Regions from separate parts of the Homo sapiens genome. Here all the other regions are linked to region 5. The links are chromatin contacts, found by Hi-C or POLR2A ChIA-PET in ENCODE. All regions are on one chromosome and are shown on one strand. Each heading gives the region's core, a stretch centred on a gene start or an enhancer-like site at or near the end of the contact. The rest is flanking DNA. Distances are from core to core; before and after follow the strand shown. Region 1 overlaps ARID5B (AT-rich interaction domain 5B). Region 2 overlaps ARID5B (AT-rich interaction domain 5B). Region 3 overlaps ARID5B (AT-rich interaction domain 5B). Region 4 overlaps ARID5B (AT-rich interaction domain 5B). Region 5 overlaps JMJD1C (jumonji domain containing 1C). Region 6 overlaps ARID5B (AT-rich interaction domain 5B).

What was found. A loop is a pair of places that touch in the nucleus more often than their neighbours do. ChIA-PET counts read pairs that join two places held with the same protein, here RNA polymerase II (POLR2A). Pooled maps may share reads with other maps.
Region 1: a loop to region 5 is called in a map of OCI-LY7, with 12 times the contacts of the local background. The contact joins two enhancer-like sites. A Hi-C loop is called at or near these places in 1 of 168 maps with a recorded cell type or tissue (OCI-LY7), 3 of 37 single-sample maps with no recorded cell type and 4 of 50 pooled maps. POLR2A ChIA-PET finds 5 or more read pairs at or near these places in 1 of 52 experiments (OCI-LY7).
Region 2: a map with no recorded cell type shows a loop between it and region 5 (5-fold over the local background). The contact joins two enhancer-like sites. A Hi-C loop is called at or near these places in 1 of 37 single-sample maps with no recorded cell type and 6 of 50 pooled maps. POLR2A ChIA-PET finds 5 or more read pairs at or near these places in 1 of 52 experiments (OCI-LY7).
Region 3: a loop to region 5 is called in a map with no recorded cell type, with 3 times the contacts of the local background. The contact joins two enhancer-like sites. A Hi-C loop is called at or near these places in 1 of 168 maps with a recorded cell type or tissue (naive thymus-derived CD4-positive, alpha-beta T cell), 1 of 37 single-sample maps with no recorded cell type and 9 of 50 pooled maps. POLR2A ChIA-PET finds 5 or more read pairs at or near these places in 1 of 52 experiments (OCI-LY7).
Region 4: a map of naive thymus-derived CD4-positive, alpha-beta T cell shows a loop between it and region 5 (8-fold over the local background). The contact joins two enhancer-like sites. A Hi-C loop is called at or near these places in 1 of 168 maps with a recorded cell type or tissue (naive thymus-derived CD4-positive, alpha-beta T cell) and 11 of 50 pooled maps. POLR2A ChIA-PET finds 5 or more read pairs at or near these places in 1 of 52 experiments (OCI-LY7).
Region 6: a map of OCI-LY7 shows a loop between it and region 5 (8-fold over the local background). The contact joins two enhancer-like sites. A Hi-C loop is called at or near these places in 4 of 168 maps with a recorded cell type or tissue (OCI-LY7, gastrocnemius medialis, naive thymus-derived CD4-positive, alpha-beta T cell and 1 more), 3 of 37 single-sample maps with no recorded cell type and 15 of 50 pooled maps. POLR2A ChIA-PET finds 5 or more read pairs at or near these places in 4 of 52 experiments (activated CD4-positive, alpha-beta memory T cell and activated naive CD4-positive, alpha-beta T cell).

Annotation. Positions count from the first base shown.
Region 1 is chr10:61,960,068-61,962,767 of GRCh38, reverse strand. The region is part of intron 3 of ARID5B (AT-rich interaction domain 5B); the gene reads right to left. Among named protein-coding and RNA genes, the nearest start is that of ARID5B, 60 kb to the right of the region's middle. Within about 2 kb of position 1,332, at least 4 of the 41 ENCODE cell types and tissues checked have a DNase peak (open chromatin) inside an H3K27ac peak, as active enhancers do; they include OCI-LY7, where a contact is called at or near this core.
Region 2 is chr10:61,941,813-61,944,512 of GRCh38, reverse strand. All of the region lies in intron 3 of ARID5B (AT-rich interaction domain 5B), which reads right to left. Among named protein-coding and RNA genes, the nearest start is that of ARID5B, 41 kb to the right of the region's middle. Within about 2 kb of position 1,417, at least 13 of the 41 ENCODE cell types and tissues checked have a DNase peak (open chromatin) inside an H3K27ac peak, as active enhancers do; they include OCI-LY7, where a contact is called at or near this core.
Region 3 is chr10:62,007,794-62,010,493 of GRCh38, reverse strand. The region is part of intron 4 of ARID5B (AT-rich interaction domain 5B); the gene reads right to left. Among named protein-coding and RNA genes, the nearest start is that of ARID5B, 110 kb to the right of the region's middle. Within about 2 kb of position 1,358, at least 2 of the 41 ENCODE cell types and tissues checked have a DNase peak (open chromatin) inside an H3K27ac peak, as active enhancers do; they include OCI-LY7, where a contact is called at or near this core.
Region 4 is chr10:61,986,751-61,989,450 of GRCh38, reverse strand. All of the region lies in intron 3 of ARID5B (AT-rich interaction domain 5B), which reads right to left. Among named protein-coding and RNA genes, the nearest start is that of ARID5B, 86 kb to the right of the region's middle. RefSeq lists enhancers at 1,039-1,288, 2,389-2,528, 2,528-2,700. Within about 2 kb of position 1,335, at least 7 of the 41 ENCODE cell types and tissues checked have a DNase peak (open chromatin) inside an H3K27ac peak, as active enhancers do; they include OCI-LY7, where a contact is called at or near this core.
Region 5 is chr10:63,263,952-63,266,651 of GRCh38, reverse strand. JMJD1C (jumonji domain containing 1C) reads left to right here. Exons shown (of 26, transcript NM_032776.3): 3 at 1,888-2,001. Among named protein-coding and RNA genes, the nearest start is that of MIR1296, 110 kb to the left of the region's middle. Within about 2 kb of position 1,376, at least 24 of the 41 ENCODE cell types and tissues checked have a DNase peak (open chromatin) inside an H3K27ac peak, as active enhancers do; they include OCI-LY7, where a contact is called at or near this core.
Region 6 is chr10:62,044,521-62,047,220 of GRCh38, reverse strand. The region is part of intron 4 of ARID5B (AT-rich interaction domain 5B); the gene reads right to left. Among named protein-coding and RNA genes, the nearest start is that of ARID5B, 140 kb to the right of the region's middle. RefSeq lists enhancers at 473-612, 743-792. Within about 2 kb of position 1,385, at least 10 of the 41 ENCODE cell types and tissues checked have a DNase peak (open chromatin) inside an H3K27ac peak, as active enhancers do; they include OCI-LY7, where a contact is called at or near this core.

The DNA of each region.
Region 1 (2,700 bases), core at 83-2,582, 1.3 Mb after region 5:
TATATGGGAAAATTTATTCTAGTCCAAACTTTAGGAGTTCATCTGTCAGATATTTTATGCCTCTATTCTTTTAATGATTCATTTACCTGCATAATATTTGTATTCAGAACTGCGGTGTTTCTAGCCAACGGCAGAATGCTCAGCTGAATTATCTTTTTCTTTCACAGCATAACAGAGTGGAGCACAGTCAAATTGAAGATGGCCTTCACTACACTGTCAGAATTAGATTGTCTGGCAAATGATCCAGGCCTATTTCTCAAACCCACATGTAATGTTCTGACTACCAACGTGCCCGTAGAGTCATTAACAAGCATCCTAAAACATGCTGTACATATTTAAATGATTAGGAGAGGAGTATGGATGATGAGGCTGTTTCTAATGGTGCTTCAGCTTTTATCAATTATGCAATGCAACACAGATGTGAGCCTTCACCTTTGTTTTTTGTGTGCTGCTAAAGTGCACTCCCTTTTAAAGCAGTGTTTATTTCCTTTTATCTAGCTTAAGCTCAGTGCTTGGGCAAGGGGGTTGTTCCAATGCAGACAATCCGAAGGATTCAACCTTGGCAAATCACCTTTGGCGAGGCAATTTCTGAAGAAGCTCATTTTACCCAGGACTCAGTTGTGCAACGTTATGCAATAACTGTTTGGGGCCAGTTGGTAGTAATAACAATTACCGTTTCCCTCACCCTGCTAAGATCTGTATTCAGAAATTGCCGAGAAGGCCGGGTGCGATGGCTCACGCCTGTAATCCCAGCACTTTGGGAGGCCTAGGCTGGCGGATCACCTGAGGTCAGGAGTTTGACACCAGCCTGGCTAACACGGTGAAACCCTGTTTCTACTAAAAATACAAAAAATTATTCAGGTGTGGTGGTGAGTGCCTGTAATCCCAGCTACTTGGGAGGCTGAGGCAGGAGAATCACTTGAACCGGGGAGGCAGAGGTTGCAGTGAGCCGAGATTGCACCATTGCACTCCAGCTTGAGCAACAAGAGTGAAACTCCATCTCAGAAAAAAAAGAAAGAAAGAAAGAAAGAAATTGCCCAGAATTGAGACACTGAGGTCCCCAAGCCCAATCAAGGGGCTAGGTATCAAACCACTGATAAGAGTCTGAGCATCTGGAAGGTAAGATTCATGCCTTTACTGTTCCTACAGCATTTCATCCTCTGGTGCTCAGTTAACACTGTAACTGACACGCGAAAAGGGCAGGTGCACGGTGGGTTATTTTCAGACTTCACATCTGTGTGGCAGTTACACTTCTGAGCCTATAGATTAATTCAGCGCAACCGGTTCCAACCCTTTCTAGCTTGTTGTTGACACGAGGCTTGCATGGTCTCAGAAGGTCTCAAAGCTATCGATAACCTAGGTTAGGCTGTTGCCCAAGAGAAAAGCCTCAAAGGAAATGACTTAACTGTGGTATACACTAGCGGTACCCAAGTCAATGTTAGGTGGTACATGGATAAACATATTTTTTATTTTAAGGATTATATATTTACCTTCACCATTAATTATAGCAAGTGATACAGGTTTTCCATTTACAGTGATGATATAAAATTTCCTACTTAAAGTTCTTTAAATTAAAAAGCAATTAATTTAAAGAAAAATTAAGTAAATAATAAAACAGTGTTATTGGTATGGCAAGAACTATAAAGTTGCTTTATAAATGACTAAAGTCTAGGATATCCTGATTTAAGGCTTAAGAGTTTAATAATGCTACCATGTATCAAGTGCTTTATGGCACCAGAAAAATGTCCATAAGCACCTGGGATTCTATATGTTATTAAATCCTACAGTATCCCTATCAGATAGATTTATTATACCCATTTTACAGATGAGAAAACTGATACTCTACAACTTGCCGAAGGGCATAAAGCTAGAGATTGGGGATCCAGAGTGCTAGTCTATGTCTGCCAGACTTTTAGTCCCTTACCACTACATTATGTTGCTGCCAAGTACAAGATTTAAGGTCTAATCATCCATCCATTCATCCAACATACCTACGGAGCACCTATGATATACCTAACAATGTCCTGGATTAAAAGAAGGGGGCCCTCATTTCCTTCCCTTCAAGTAGCCTAATCTAGTAAATGGCAGATGAGATCTTGGTCAGAGGGGAAAAAAAAGGGCTTCTCATCTTGGGCTTCAACTCATGCTCAAGGAGGCAGGCTACATTTTGGCCAAAAACAATATGCAGAACTCCCTACTTAAAAGACAAAACTCATAATCTTATAAATATTTAGAATATTTATAAGTGAATATTTAGAATATTTTATAAGTGAGCAGGAGACTGATTCCTATAATAAACACATTGCTGTTAAAAGAGGCAAAAGGCTTCCAAAAGAATCCTTAGGCAAGTCTCATTTTATGAAAACCCTATATATAAAAATTAAGCCATAGAAAATGTGTTTCCATTACAAAACGTGCTCCACTTTACCAAAAGGAGTTTCAGTAGGACTTCCTACTGTTGTGAGCTTCCTTGGAGCTTTCTAAAGAGAAAGTAACTACTGAAGACATTACTGTACGTAGTATTTCCATGCTGTCCAGACAGTAGAGAATGAATATTACCTATTGTCTCCTGTTGTCAAAATTTATAATTTGAAAATATAAAAGAAAAATATATGAAATAAGACAGTCATGCCCTTCCTTCCTACACATTCATGAAAAAAGAAACCCTCCAATCTGAAAGAGGAAACCCACCAACCAAGC
Region 2 (2,700 bases), core at 168-2,667, 1.3 Mb after region 5:
ACTATAGCCCAAGGAATAAAAAAATGCAAGTTTGCTATGTTTAACTGATAGTGTTTATATTCCTTACTTACTAAAAATTTTGTAAAATGAAATAATTCTTCATTTGACTACTTTCAACTGCCATACCAAATATGGGTATCAAGTCCACTTTATTATAAAAGCTAAGTACTGTAATTCTAAAGACAAAAATAAATAACTAGAGGCTTGTGTGGTGAATGATTTAATCAACCCAATTCTTCTGGAAAAACAGGTTCTTGTGTTCATTATGCTTATGAATAATACATTCCTTAACCCTCCTATTTTAACATAGTTATTTTTCTTTTTTTTTTATAAACTTCAGTATGAAACAGTCTGAAAGAAGGTAAAATATCTCACTGAGTAAAGTCATAATTTGCATTGGTTTCATATTGAACTTTCTTTCTTTGAAAAGGACAAAGAGGAGGGAAGAGAATGAATGCACTTTACCACATTTCAGAAGTGTTTTTTAAGATTATTAGTTTTTCCACTATCCAGATCTGTAGTTTTAGTCATCAACCATTAAGAGTCTTAAATGAAAACTCTAGAGAGTTTTAAAAAGCAGAAAGATGACATCCTCAAATATTGTCTAAATGTGCTCCCTCAAGGGGGAAGGGGATAAAAAAAAAATGAAAGAGTTGTGATTTGAATCAGAGCATTTATTGGAAGCTGCCATGTGGGGCAGAGTTTCTCTTTGTGGAGTATTAATTTGTTGGCAGACACACATTTGTGAGAACATTCTTGTTTTTTTTTTTTACTATTCAGAGAGAGACAGGAAGTGACACAAACTGGAATTAAAGCGAACTTATTCTACCTAAACACTAAGCAAGAAAAGTGCTTTAATGAGCTTTTATATTTTAAAATCCCTTCTCTAAGAACCAATCTAATTATTTTGTTATTATTCATGTTTCAACATTATGAAATAACTCAGTTAAAAAACGATAACATGTTGGAGTTTTACTTTATCCATAGAAAGGTGAGATCTTTCCGTTCTTTGCTTACTTCCACCAGAAAAAAAGGGGGGGGGCCTCAAATAATCTCACAGTTCATCTTCTTTCTTTGGTAAGAACAATGAGGAGTTGGAAGGGTTCTACAGAAGGAAAAACCTAATAAGTGTGTGAATTTCCATTAACAATGTGGTATTGGAGGTGGTTTCAGTGTGACCAACAGAAAAGGAGATAAGAAAACCACTGCGGAGAAAGAAAAGTACAGACAACAAATATTTTGATGTTATAGAAGAGGCTGAAGAGAAAGTTGTGGGGACAGGAATGTGTACAGAAAATGACACCCCCTATCTCCTCAATATAAATCCTGACAATGTAGACTTACAAACCTTAGATTAGGCAGATAATGGAAACTCATTACATTAAGGAAAGTTTTTGTTTCTCTTTCCACATTATTACAACACAGTGTGCATTCCAATTACAAAAGCTATTTGTCTCAAATTCCCCACAGTTCATAGCAACTGAGTAGAATTTCAAGGCCCTAAATTCTATCCTTAAAGGGGTATTTTACATTAAAAATTTTTTAAGTACATGGTGTTTCTTGTGCCCCAGGAGAGAGCCTCCCAATCAACTCTCCTGTTGATCATTTTCCCTTCTTCAGCACTAATCATAAAGCTGTCTCCAAAATGAGACCAAAACAAACAAACAAAATCAGACTCAACCTAAAAGCCTTTTTTGTTTTGTTTTGTTTTGTTTTTGAGACAGAGCCTCGCTGTTGTCGCCCAGGCTGGAGTGCAAAGGTGTGATGATTTCGGCTCACTGCAACCTCTGCCTCCCAGGTTCCAGCAATTCTCTTGCCTCAGCCTCCCAAGTAGCTGAGATTACAGGCCCCTGCCACCACACGTGACTAATTTTTCTATTTTTAGTAGAGATGGGGTTTCACCATGTTGGCCAGGCTGGTCTTGAACTCCTGACCTCAGGTGATCCACCTGCCTCGGCCTCCCAAAGTGCTGGGATTACAGGCGTGAGCCACCGCACCCGGCCAGGAACCTTTTTATCAATACACATTCATTGGCCTTTCCTTACTCCTACTGAATGAAGAATCTAGAAAAGCTGGTCTCAGTAATCAGTATTGTTTTTTAAATTTCTTTCTTGAGTCTAATAAGCAACTAAATTTAAAAACCACTCATCTAGATTTTCCAGGCCAAACCACCTGCAAGTACTGTGAATATTCACTATAAACCAATTTCTTCTGGAATCAACTGCAAAAAGGTAGAATATGGACCTTCTTTTTTTTTAGAATCCAAGAGGATCAACCTTTTATTTCTTTGGGTGGAATTAAGAAATTAGACTTATTTTCCTGTTCATTAATAAATTATCCATTTTAAACACAATTTTAAACATAAACCTTGCTATAAATACTCTTGTTTATATGTGTGACATCAAGCTTAACCATCTACACATCCTTTTGTCCCCTGTGGGTTTCCTGTTTAATTTTTTATTAGTAACAGTATATTCCATAACACACACACACAAAATTAAACAAACAAAAGAAAGGTTTTAATGTTAAGGAAAACATAAGACAATGGTAATACAACTTAGATCATACATTAGGAAAGTAACACAACAGATGTATTATTCAGCATTACCGCAAGTCATAAGACTAGTTATTGTGTGTTCACAAAACTGGGGGGTGTAACAGTATATATAGGAAGATTATCAAAAAACTCTTTGGCTTTAG
Region 3 (2,700 bases), core at 109-2,608, 1.3 Mb after region 5:
AGATTTGAAGCCCTCTCGGATCTAGCAGAGTTTTCGTATCATTTCAACAAACATGTTGATTCTTACCCCCTCAAGGAGCTTAGAGTCTAGCGAAGAGAAATGCAACTGAAGCCATTAACTTTAATAACAGGCAGAGGGGGAAAAACATCTTTGAAAAAGTACTGAGTAACACATAAGGGACAAGAAGCAAAATGTTAAAGATGATTATTCTGAAGTGACTCTTTTAGCCTAGAAGCAGCCCATTAAGCAGCCAGGAAACCAAGCAGGCACCTCACTCCTTTACCACTGCTGCAAAATTGGTGCCTCTCTCCTTTTCTTTCTCATAGGCCCAAGGGAAGGATCCAATTTAATAAGAAACAAGTTGATTTTTCTTCCAAGAAACTTCCCCTGGGTTCTAACCATGATGGGGGTCTGTGAGAGGACTCACAAGTACTCACTCCCTCGGGGGAATATAACATCTTCTAGGAAAAGAAAAAGAGTTTTTGCTTGTGGAGGCTGCTTTTTGTCTGTGCAGAAAGCTAAAAATGGCAGAGGAAACAATCTCTTTGAGCTTCAAAGTCCAGAGTATTTTCCACCTCCTCACCTGAAATAACTTCCTCCTTTTTGTGTCCTTCAAGGTCCAGTTGAAGATCCATTTCCTCTAAGAGGCTTCCTCTGACATTAGGGCTCTCTTTTATGGATCTTTTAACTCCGGTGGCACCTACGGTTTGACCTCCTCACTTTGCCCTTAGCCAACTGCCTCGTAGTGTCTGTTATATGGCAAACTTTCCCATGGACAAAGCTTTGGCAGATATCCTCTCCTTTAAACTTCAAAATAACTCCTGACTCTTAGCTCTAGGCTTCTTGCATTTGTAGCAGAAAAGCATGCCCCTTGGGGTCAGTAGACCTGGGGGTGTGTGGGGTTTTGCTTTGCTAACCCCTACTTCAGCAACATGCCAGGTCTGTGACCCTTCAGAAGCTGTTTAACCTCTCTGAGGTCGCTCATGGGTAAAATGCAAGATTTTTAAGAGGATTACAAAGAACATTTGTAATGGCCTCTTGCTCCATGTCCTATCTCAGACAACTTGATTTTTCAGTTGTCTAGAGAGCAGACACTAGCATCCTAACAATGCCTGGAGTTCTGCCTTAAACATAGTTGGTGCCCAAGGAATGAATGTATAAGCACTCAAGGAGCATTAGAATGCACCAATCTTCTTCTGCTGAACACAGTGTGTTCCTTAGTCCTCCAAGATGGCACCTGGAGAGCCAAAACAGCCACTCTAAGGAGAGCTTTTAAGACACAGAATTTCTAGGCAACTTCCTAAGGGAACATAAAGCCCAGATGATGGAATCAAGGCCCACGCCAGCCAGCAATGAGAAGATTTCCTGAGCAGGCAGTACAGCTGGCTCTTGTGCCAAGAGCTTGGCTACTCTGCCTCCTTTGAAAACCCATTACCAAATCATGGCAAGCGAAATTTAATTTTAAAAAGGGAAATGATTTATGTGCTACAGAAATAAAAAAGTGACAGAAGCAGGAAAGCTTGCATACATTTCATTTTTTTGAAATTAGACCTATAATTTTTTCATTAAAGAATAATGCCAAGTTGGGAAAGCCAATGCATTCTAAGCAGAAAATCACGGAGAGGTGTATAATGAAAGTCCTGTCAGCATGGAAACCCCATGTCTCACAGAGTCCATGAGAACACAGAGCAGTTCACTATCTGCCCCCTTCAACTTCTAAATAGTTTGCACTCTTAAAGAGCCCTATCCTCATTTCTGTTTCTGTGATGAGATGGGAAGCCACCGGAGGTCTGAGCAGAGAAATGGCCGCTCTGGCTGGGGTGTTAAAAACAGACCAAAGGACAGCAAGGGCTGAGGCAAGGAGGCTGGCATAACAGAGATGAAGGGTATTGGTGGCTGGCACCAGGGTTTCTTGATTCCAGTCCAGTGGGTTTCAGATTTTGAATGCTTGTGATTATTCCTTTCCTAACCACTTCCCAACACGCCAATCTCTCTATTTAAATCCTACAAAATCTACTGTACATTCATCATCTAGAAAGCTAGCGATCAGTTATCTGTTTTCCATCAGCCTGATCTCAGGAAGTCTGAGAGCTCTTTCTGAGCAGGGTCTGGGCTGAGAGGCAGCCTAATGTAAAGGTGCAAAGAGCACGGACACTGAGCACGTATGCTGATTTTGCCAATTGCTGGCCATGAAATGTTGCTGTGCTTCAGTGTCCTTATCTGTGAAACAGGGGATAGCAATGATACTGACATACGCTATAAACGTATCCATCCATTCATGTAACCAATATTTACTACAGCTACTATGTGCTGGGTACTGCTCTGTTGCCTGCACACATGGCTGTGAATAAGACAGAAAATCCCTATATACATTTACAAAGAGCTTATGTGGCAGTGTGTGTGTGTGTGTGTGTGTGTGTGTGTGTGTGTGTTGTGGGGCGGGGGAGGTGGGTGGAGGGGGCGGGACAGACTGTAAACATGTAAAGAAACAAATATAGGAGTTAATTTCAGATAATGATGAGTTACAGAAAGATAATGACACACTGGGTGATGGGATAGAGCTGGGCTTGTGGAAGAGGGATGGTCAGAGAAGACTTCCCTGGGGAGGAGATATTTGAGCCAAGGCCCAAATGATCTGGGAAAGAGCCAGATCTGTGATATCTGGGGATATACATTCCATGCAGAGGGACAAACAAACAA
Region 4 (2,700 bases), core at 86-2,585, 1.3 Mb after region 5:
GTAGATGTCCACTTAAAACTGGGCAAAGGAATACATGGATTATTTTTTTCAAAAATCTTTTAGAGCAGCATTATTCAATAGAAACACAATGTGAGCCAACTTGTAATTAACACATTGAAAATGTAAACAGAAAACAGGTGAAATTAACTTTAGTAAGCTATTTTATCTAACCCAGTATATCCAAAATATTATTTTAACATGTGATCAATAGAAGTGATTACTGGCCGCACACGGTGGCTCACGCCTGTAATCCCAGCACTTTGGGAGGCTGAGGTGGGCGGATCTTGAGATCAGGAGATCGAGACCATCCTGGCTAATACAGCGAAACCCCGTCTCTACTAAAAATACAAAAAATTAGCCAGGCATGGTGGCACATGCCTGTAGTCCCAGCTACTTGGGAGGCTGAGGCAGGAGAATCACTTAAACCCAGGAGGCAGAGGTTGCGGTGAGCCGAGATTGCACCATTGCACTCCAGCCTGGGCGACAGTGCAAGACTCAAAAAAAAAAAAAAAAAGTAAAAGAAAAAAAAAGATTACTAGTGACATATTTACATTATTTTTTCATAGTAAGCTCTCAAAATATAGTGTGTATTTTACATTTATAGCATCTCTTGAAGTGGACAAGACACATTGCAAGGGCTTAGTTGTCACAGGTGGCTAGTGGCTACCTTATTGAACAGCATAGCTCTCTTTAGAGCGTCTGCCTGAAAAGAAATTTTAAAATCATTGTGTCCTGGGTCCGAAGAGGCACTTGGGAAAAATGAGGTTGTTCTGTGTACAGGTTCCTTTTGGCCAACTATCTTGAGATAAGATGTTCTGAAATATAGCTAGGAGAGGAGAACAGAACAGGAGGAAAAGCCTCACAGTGCCTGTTATTTCATTGTTCTGATACCCCAAAGCCCCAACAAAGACCCAAAGTTAGCAAGTATAGTTATTTTAGTAGAGATTCTCGCTTGCCACCTTTGGTTTCTGGTGAATAACAAAAATCAATTCAAAGTAAAATAATAATCTCTTAAAAGCTTCAACTGTTAAGACCTGGTGAGAGCCCTCTCCTCTGGGTTAAACATATCCTTCTGCTGTAACCAGCTACAGGTTCACTTGGTGCCATGTCCACAAAACCATCTGCTCTGTTTTCTGTCATGACACCCAGTTGTTCAGAATGGATATTTCTTTCTTTCTTTTTCTAGTGTGCACATTACTAAAAGTAATTTAACAGCTGAAAGAGATACTTATGAAACCTACTGGAAACTGAAACCACTATTTAATCTCACGGCAAAGCAGTCATATAAAAACTCCGGCACCTTCTAATGTGCTGTCACAGTGCACCATGGAAGAACATCATTGAAAGCTGATGATACAGATGTGCTCTGTTTTACTTCCTTTTTGTACAGGGTTAGTACTGAGTAAGCTGATGTAAGACAGGAGGAGGATGGCTCTAGTTTAGCCACCTTTCCCAAAGTACCTACCATCTGCTGAAAATCATTTCCACAGCAAATATCCCCTTTTCCCCAATCTCTAACATCCAAACCTACCTCTCTTTTCTCATAAAAGACAATAAACAAATTGCTCGTGACTACTATATTAATTCCAGTGATAGTTCTGTGGTTTCATACCATGAGTTACCAGTGCTACAGATCCCTGTTTCTGGGTATCTCTCAGATATTTCTTTAAGGTTATTTCTGTTTGAAAGGGTTGGCAAACTATGGGCCAAATTCAGCCCAACACCTGTTTTTGTAAATAAAGTTTTATTACAACATAGTCATGCACATTCATTTACATATTGTCTTTGGCTGCTTTTACACTACGACGGCACAGTTGTGTGATTATAGAGTGGTGCATTTGCCTCAGAGACCTTATGGTGCACAAATCTAAAATATTTACTATCTGGCTCTGCTGACCCTTGATCTAGAGAATATAGTCTTGCTGCCAGAAATCTGCTATTTTGGATCACGAATATCAGCTTAATTTCTAAGATACAGTTACTCTGTAACACTTGGCTGCATTTACTTGTTCAAGCTGGACTCTCCTTTCCAGAATATGGGTTCTTTGAAGGGCAGGAGCTAGGTCTGTAGCATGTCTGAATTCCTAACACCCTGGAAACAAGCGAAGCACATGATAGATTTTTAATTAATGTTGGTTCTTTTTCTGGTTATTCACTGTCCCTCTGTTCTCATCCTACTCCCGGATCTATTACCCATTCTTTCTTCCTTGCTCTGTGACCCCTGAATGTTGTATCATTGGGCTCCCTCATGGGCTGGCTGGCTTCTGCTTGTTCAGCCAATGGGAGACACCTAACAGATCGCATGTGGGAAAGAGTGAGAAGTTGTCATATTTCTTCTCTGCCCCATCTCTGCTTTGGCCTGGCAGCTCTGGCCAAGGCCACAGCTCCACCCTGACGGCAGCTTTCACCAGGTAGCACTATGTCTTCCTCTTGCTTCTTACTAGTGCCCAGATGTCTTCATGGTTCTTTTCACCCTAACCCCATCTCTATAGTCTTCCTTTGGTTCCTTTTGTTAAGCCTTGGGTTCCCAAACTGTAAAATGGACTTAAGAACAGTGACTTCCTGGGGGGTCTTTAACAGTAGTTAAAAGATGCAAAGTAGTCAGGCTAATGTAGCACACAGTGAACGCCCCGTAGGTACTTGTCTGATTATTGCTTTGCAAGCTGTTTTCCAAAGTATGCCAAGGAACACTAGTTCCTT
Region 5 (2,700 bases), core at 127-2,626:
TTTGATAATGTTCAAGGATTAAAAGTCCTCTTGAGAAGATGCCAGTGTTTTCTAGTTTACTTAAAAACTAAACTGACAGAGATATAATATGAAAAAACATTTTTTACAGTAGGGATCAGCCGAATATCCCTGTTTATGTTACATATTTCATGTCAATTGGTCACGTAGTGGTGGACACTTTTAAAGCCTAAATACAATAAATGCTCTTGAATTTCTTACAAACTTTTTGTCACTTAAGTAAAATAATAAATAGGATTTTATGAAATCCTATAGGATTTTATGTAATTGAAAAGTGTTAAATGATAACAGTAGAAGGAAATAGCTAAATAATGTGAGGATTTTCTATTTTGAAAATGTGATTTCTCACCCAAATAATAGTAATTTTGATAAATAATAGAGTGCTTAAAAGGTTAGCCTAGGATATGGGAGAGAGGATATTACTGTGACTAGATTTTCTGATCTTAAATATCGAAAATAAGTGAGAATATAAGAGAGTTTTTCCTGTTTTTTAATTAAGAAAATATTATTTGTAACTTCATGATGTAGATAGCATAGAAATAAGACTTGCTTAAATTTAATATTAAATTTTTAACTTTGAAACATTGTTACAGATTGCAGTGAGTCAACCTGAAATTCCTCTTAGGAATTTCTTAAATATAGAAATTAACTCCTTAAAAGCCACTCCAAACCAAACATCTTGAAGTTTTTCCCTGGAGTATGTTTATTGTTATTAACAAAATGTTATATATTTTTTAAGACAGAATAAGAGAAAGGGGAAACACAATGATTTTGAAATGCCTGGTAATTTGTACTGTCTATGCCAAAATCTTTGTTTTGTGTGGAAATATTAACACAAATTACCCTGTAGCTAGAAAGATTTCTCCATGTGATATAGGTAACTTAGAAATTGAGTTGATTATTAATTCTGTTTTCCGAACTTTTTTCCAGTTAAAAAATTTTTTTATAGTAAAGCAGCTGTGTTTTTAAAATGGTGGAATTTTGTTTTCATTTTCAAGTTTTTAGAACAGTACCATGAATATAAGACACTTGTATTTTATTTAATCTTCATCTACTTTGAAAGTGAGTGTGATAGTCATAAAGAAATTTATACATTGTATCCCTGTTTCCTTCCTCTTCCTACCCTGGCTCTGTCCCTGTCATCCCCACCCAAGATACGAGTTAAATCTCATATGTTAAAGGTATCTTCTTAAAGGAATCAAATGACCTTGGATTGACTTTTTTTAAAAGAAGTAGTGGAGATTTGGACTTGACTGCAAAGTAGAGTTTTGTGTAGTACTTCTTACCGGACTCTCTCTACTCCCTTCCTCCATGCTTCTCTCACCGAAGCTGCGGGATTTTTATCTGTGCTTGGTGCAGGGGCGGGGGTGGGAGTGCAAGGGGTGGAGTTAAAAGACCAGATACTTCCTGATCATTTAAAATCCTGCTTAATGTGAATGAGCTAGACAAAAAGTGTACATTGAAATAATAACTACTCTCTTTAATAAGAAATAATACAGTTAAAAAAAAAAGGTGGGGGTAAATAGCTCTACAACCCAGTTTACTGTTTCAAAAGCAATTTCTCTTTTTAAGCAGACATTTTTACACACATGCATATTTTATTACATCCCTTTTTAAAAGTAAACAGTTGGGACTTAGTATACTCAAATATGCCCATATCACATGTAGATCTAGTTTGTTTCTTTTAAATAAACACAGATACCTTATGGTGTAGATAAAAGCATTAGTTTATAATATGAAAATTAATATTAGGTACCCTAAGACTCTGTAGTGATAATGACATTGATACATTGTATTGGTGTGTGTTCCTTCATAATTTCAGGATACTACCCAGAAAATTATCATTAGAAATTTTTTTTTTCTTGGCAGACTTTCAAACCTCTGGTTGAAAGAAATATACCCAGTTCAGTCACTGCAGTAGAATTCCTTGTAGATAAGCAACTGGATTTTTTAACTGAAGATAGTGCCTTTCAGCCCTACCAGGTAAGAAATTTTAGATTACTTTTTAAAATTAAAGGTTAATTAAACTTTATTGATATTCAGACATTCTTTAAACAATATTCTTTAAATATCATTTCATCTAACTTCTAGTTGTGTGAAAAACCCAATGAATGCAGTCAGTTGATTTTGCTTATAGGATAAACGATTTATTAATTCAATTAACAATATATACTGAGAACCTACTATGAGCCAGGCAGTGTTCTGTTGCAAGGAATACAGAAGTAAACAAAATAAAGTATCTGACATTCTAAATAATCATTATTAGAAAATAATTGGTTAAATATTAGTATAAATTGTCTTCAATGCTAAACGTTAAGAATTGGGTAAATTAATATAATTAAATGAGATTAGTGTTTATGTATACCTATCAGTTTAGCATAATAGTTCTTTTTTTAAAGGGGAAATTTTTTTAGATTGTCAGTAATTGAATGATTTTATATATAAATTTCAGTTCTCCATTATTGCAATTTAAATACAAATACATTTAATTAGGAAAACATTTTCCAGTTGACTATTAGCTTTTAATTATGTGAAGAAACTCATCAAAAGTATTAAGCTAAATATTTTTTAAGATTGTTGAAATTACCAGTTAATTTTTTCAGGTATAAGTAAAGCTCACAGAATTGTGTGTGTGTGTGTGTGTGTGTGTGTGTGTGTGTGTGTGTGTGTGTGTATGTGTAT
Region 6 (2,700 bases), core at 136-2,635, 1.2 Mb after region 5:
CTCACAGCAAGCCAAAGAGGAAGGCATGATCCTTATCCCCATCTTACAGACCAGGAAACTGAGACAGAGATGAAATTACTTGTCTCAGACCATACAAATGGTTACTGGCAGCAGAAGGATTTCAACACAGGCAACTGGACTTTATCCAGAGCCCCTGCTTTAAGCAACTTATCTCTAACAGACACACACACAGACACACACACACACACACACACACAGACACACACACATTGCCTCAAAATGAAGTATTCATACTAACTTGGGCTGGCAGTCACCAGGGAGCTCTCCGCAAATGAAAACACTCAAGTACTACATAGCACGAGGGTGCTGCAGCCCACCCCAGACAGGAAACACTGTCCGACAGAATTGACAGCGAGTGGGGTCCCCTTTAGTCTTGACCCAGCAGTAGGTGGCAAGACTCCCACTAAGGCCAATAAAACTTAGTCAGAGAGCCCTACATATTACCCTCCTTAACCAGTGGGCCACTGACTCTTCTGCCTAATCAGTGAAAGATCTCTGTGGTTTAAAAAAAAAATCTTTCCCCTCTGACTGCCCATCTGTTCCTCTTACTCAGTGCCAAGAAATTAACAACTATTCACCTTTGTGAAGTCACTGCTATTTCTATAGGTGTTAATCCTCAGAGAATCAAGCTACCTCCAGAGCTCCAGGCTACTCTGACAGCTAACCCATGTTTGTTTTTTCTTTTTAAACTCCTTCAAATATTAATGAATTATAGTCTATTTTCTCAACAATATAGCAAAACAAGTTTGTTTTTCTTAAAGGGTCTAGAAGCTGAGTTGCAGACAATTTGTTTATATATTTATTTCACTACGGGTTCACACAAGTTACATGGCAGGGCAGTGCAGGTGTGGGAAACTTTTATGTCAACCCCAACTCTTGCAATAATAATAATAAAACAAAGGGAAATGTAACCAGTTACTGGCAAAGTAAATTGCTTTTGGCTTAAATGTTCCTGTTTTTTTCTACTGTGTTCTTCCTGTCATGACCGTCTCTTTTTTTTAATAGCATTTATGCTCTTGGAAATACCACGAAGATAGATAAACTGCTATAAAAGCTGGATTGACTCATCAGTTAACAACTCTTCCTTCCCATTTTGCAGAGAGACTTGTTGCCAACACAGCTACATATTCTCTCGAGAAATTCTTTGTGAGCTTCCACTCAGAGATAGGATTTACTTGTTGGTAGGGACTGGAATCAGGGGAATGGAAAACCAGCACAATTTTCCTAAGAGTTTGACCCCCGAGGTCAATGTCTAGAGAAGTCGGCGGAGCGTTAACTCATTCGATTTGCAAGTTGCGTGTGTCTTTTAAACACGAGCCAGAAAACAAAACTCCACTGATCACAGTATTAGGGAAGACAAACATTGTTCTATGTATAGTATGCGTTACTGATAATACCCTGCATTTCTGTAATGCTTTTCCTCTGAGGATATCAATTCTCTGGCACATTTTCTTTTCAGACAATAATCTTAAAATACTGGCTGGGCACTTTGGGAGGCTGAGGCGGGTGGATCACGTGGTCAGGAGTTCGAGACCAGCCTGGTTAACATAGTGAAACCCTGTCTCTACCAAAAATACAAAAATTAGCCAGGCATGGTGGTGTGCACCTGTAGTCCCAGCTACTCGGGAGGCTGAGGCAGGAGAATCTCTTGAACCCGGGAGGCGGTGGTTGTGGTGAGCCAAGATCGCACCACTGCACTCCAGCCTGGGCAGGCAACAGAGCAAGACTTCGTCTAAAAAAAAAAAAAAAAAATACCCTGGCAAGTTTCAGCATGGAGCATTGCTCTTTCGGGGGGGAGGAGTAACCTACCCTAATTTAGTTATCATTTACTGTGTTCTATTTTCAATGTTTCCCTTTTAACTATTTGGAAACTTCCTCTTTCATTACAACAAAAATAGAACGAATGTTTTTAAAGTTATTAACGTATGAGTAAAAGACTTAGAAACCAAGAATGGCAGAAGGCTTGATCAAAGCCACTCCTAAAATTTATGGGTGTAATGAAAGAAAGGCATTTCACAGATAATCTCTTACAGAATTTCAGTTTTCAAATATGTGGGGGAACAAAAGAAAACTAGAAGCTCTCAGACCTCATTTTGGCTTTAACTTAAAGCCAATATTTAAAAATTCATAAATAAGTCCCTGAAATTTTTATTTCAAATCCACAGTTATATTTCATATAGTGACCATTGGTATTAAATTTCTATTCAATTGTTTGAATCTTTCTACAAATTCACAAAACACTGATCACATACGAATTTAGGAAATATTCAAGTTTATTTTCATTCTGTTTTCCCAAAATCAGTCTTCCACACCCAACAGAAATGCCTGAGAAGCAATTGCATTGTATGAGATATAAACACACTGGGCCATTGACAAGCACAACTTGATCCTGCGCGACGTTCTAACTCTGATGATGAATTTTGAACAATAGATATGGAAACACAATACTGCAAAAGTTTCATTATTTGGCAATTGTTCTGACAGTTTCCTCTTCAGAGTAATTATTTTTTCTCAGATAAAGGCATTAAAAAGATGAAGCCCTGGTGGTGGCTCATGACTGTAATCCCAGCACTTTGGGAGGTGGGAATATTGCTTGACCGGGAACTTGAGACCAGCTTGGGCAATGTAATGAGACCCCTGTTTCTACGAAAATTAGTTGGGTGTGGTGGCATGTGCCTG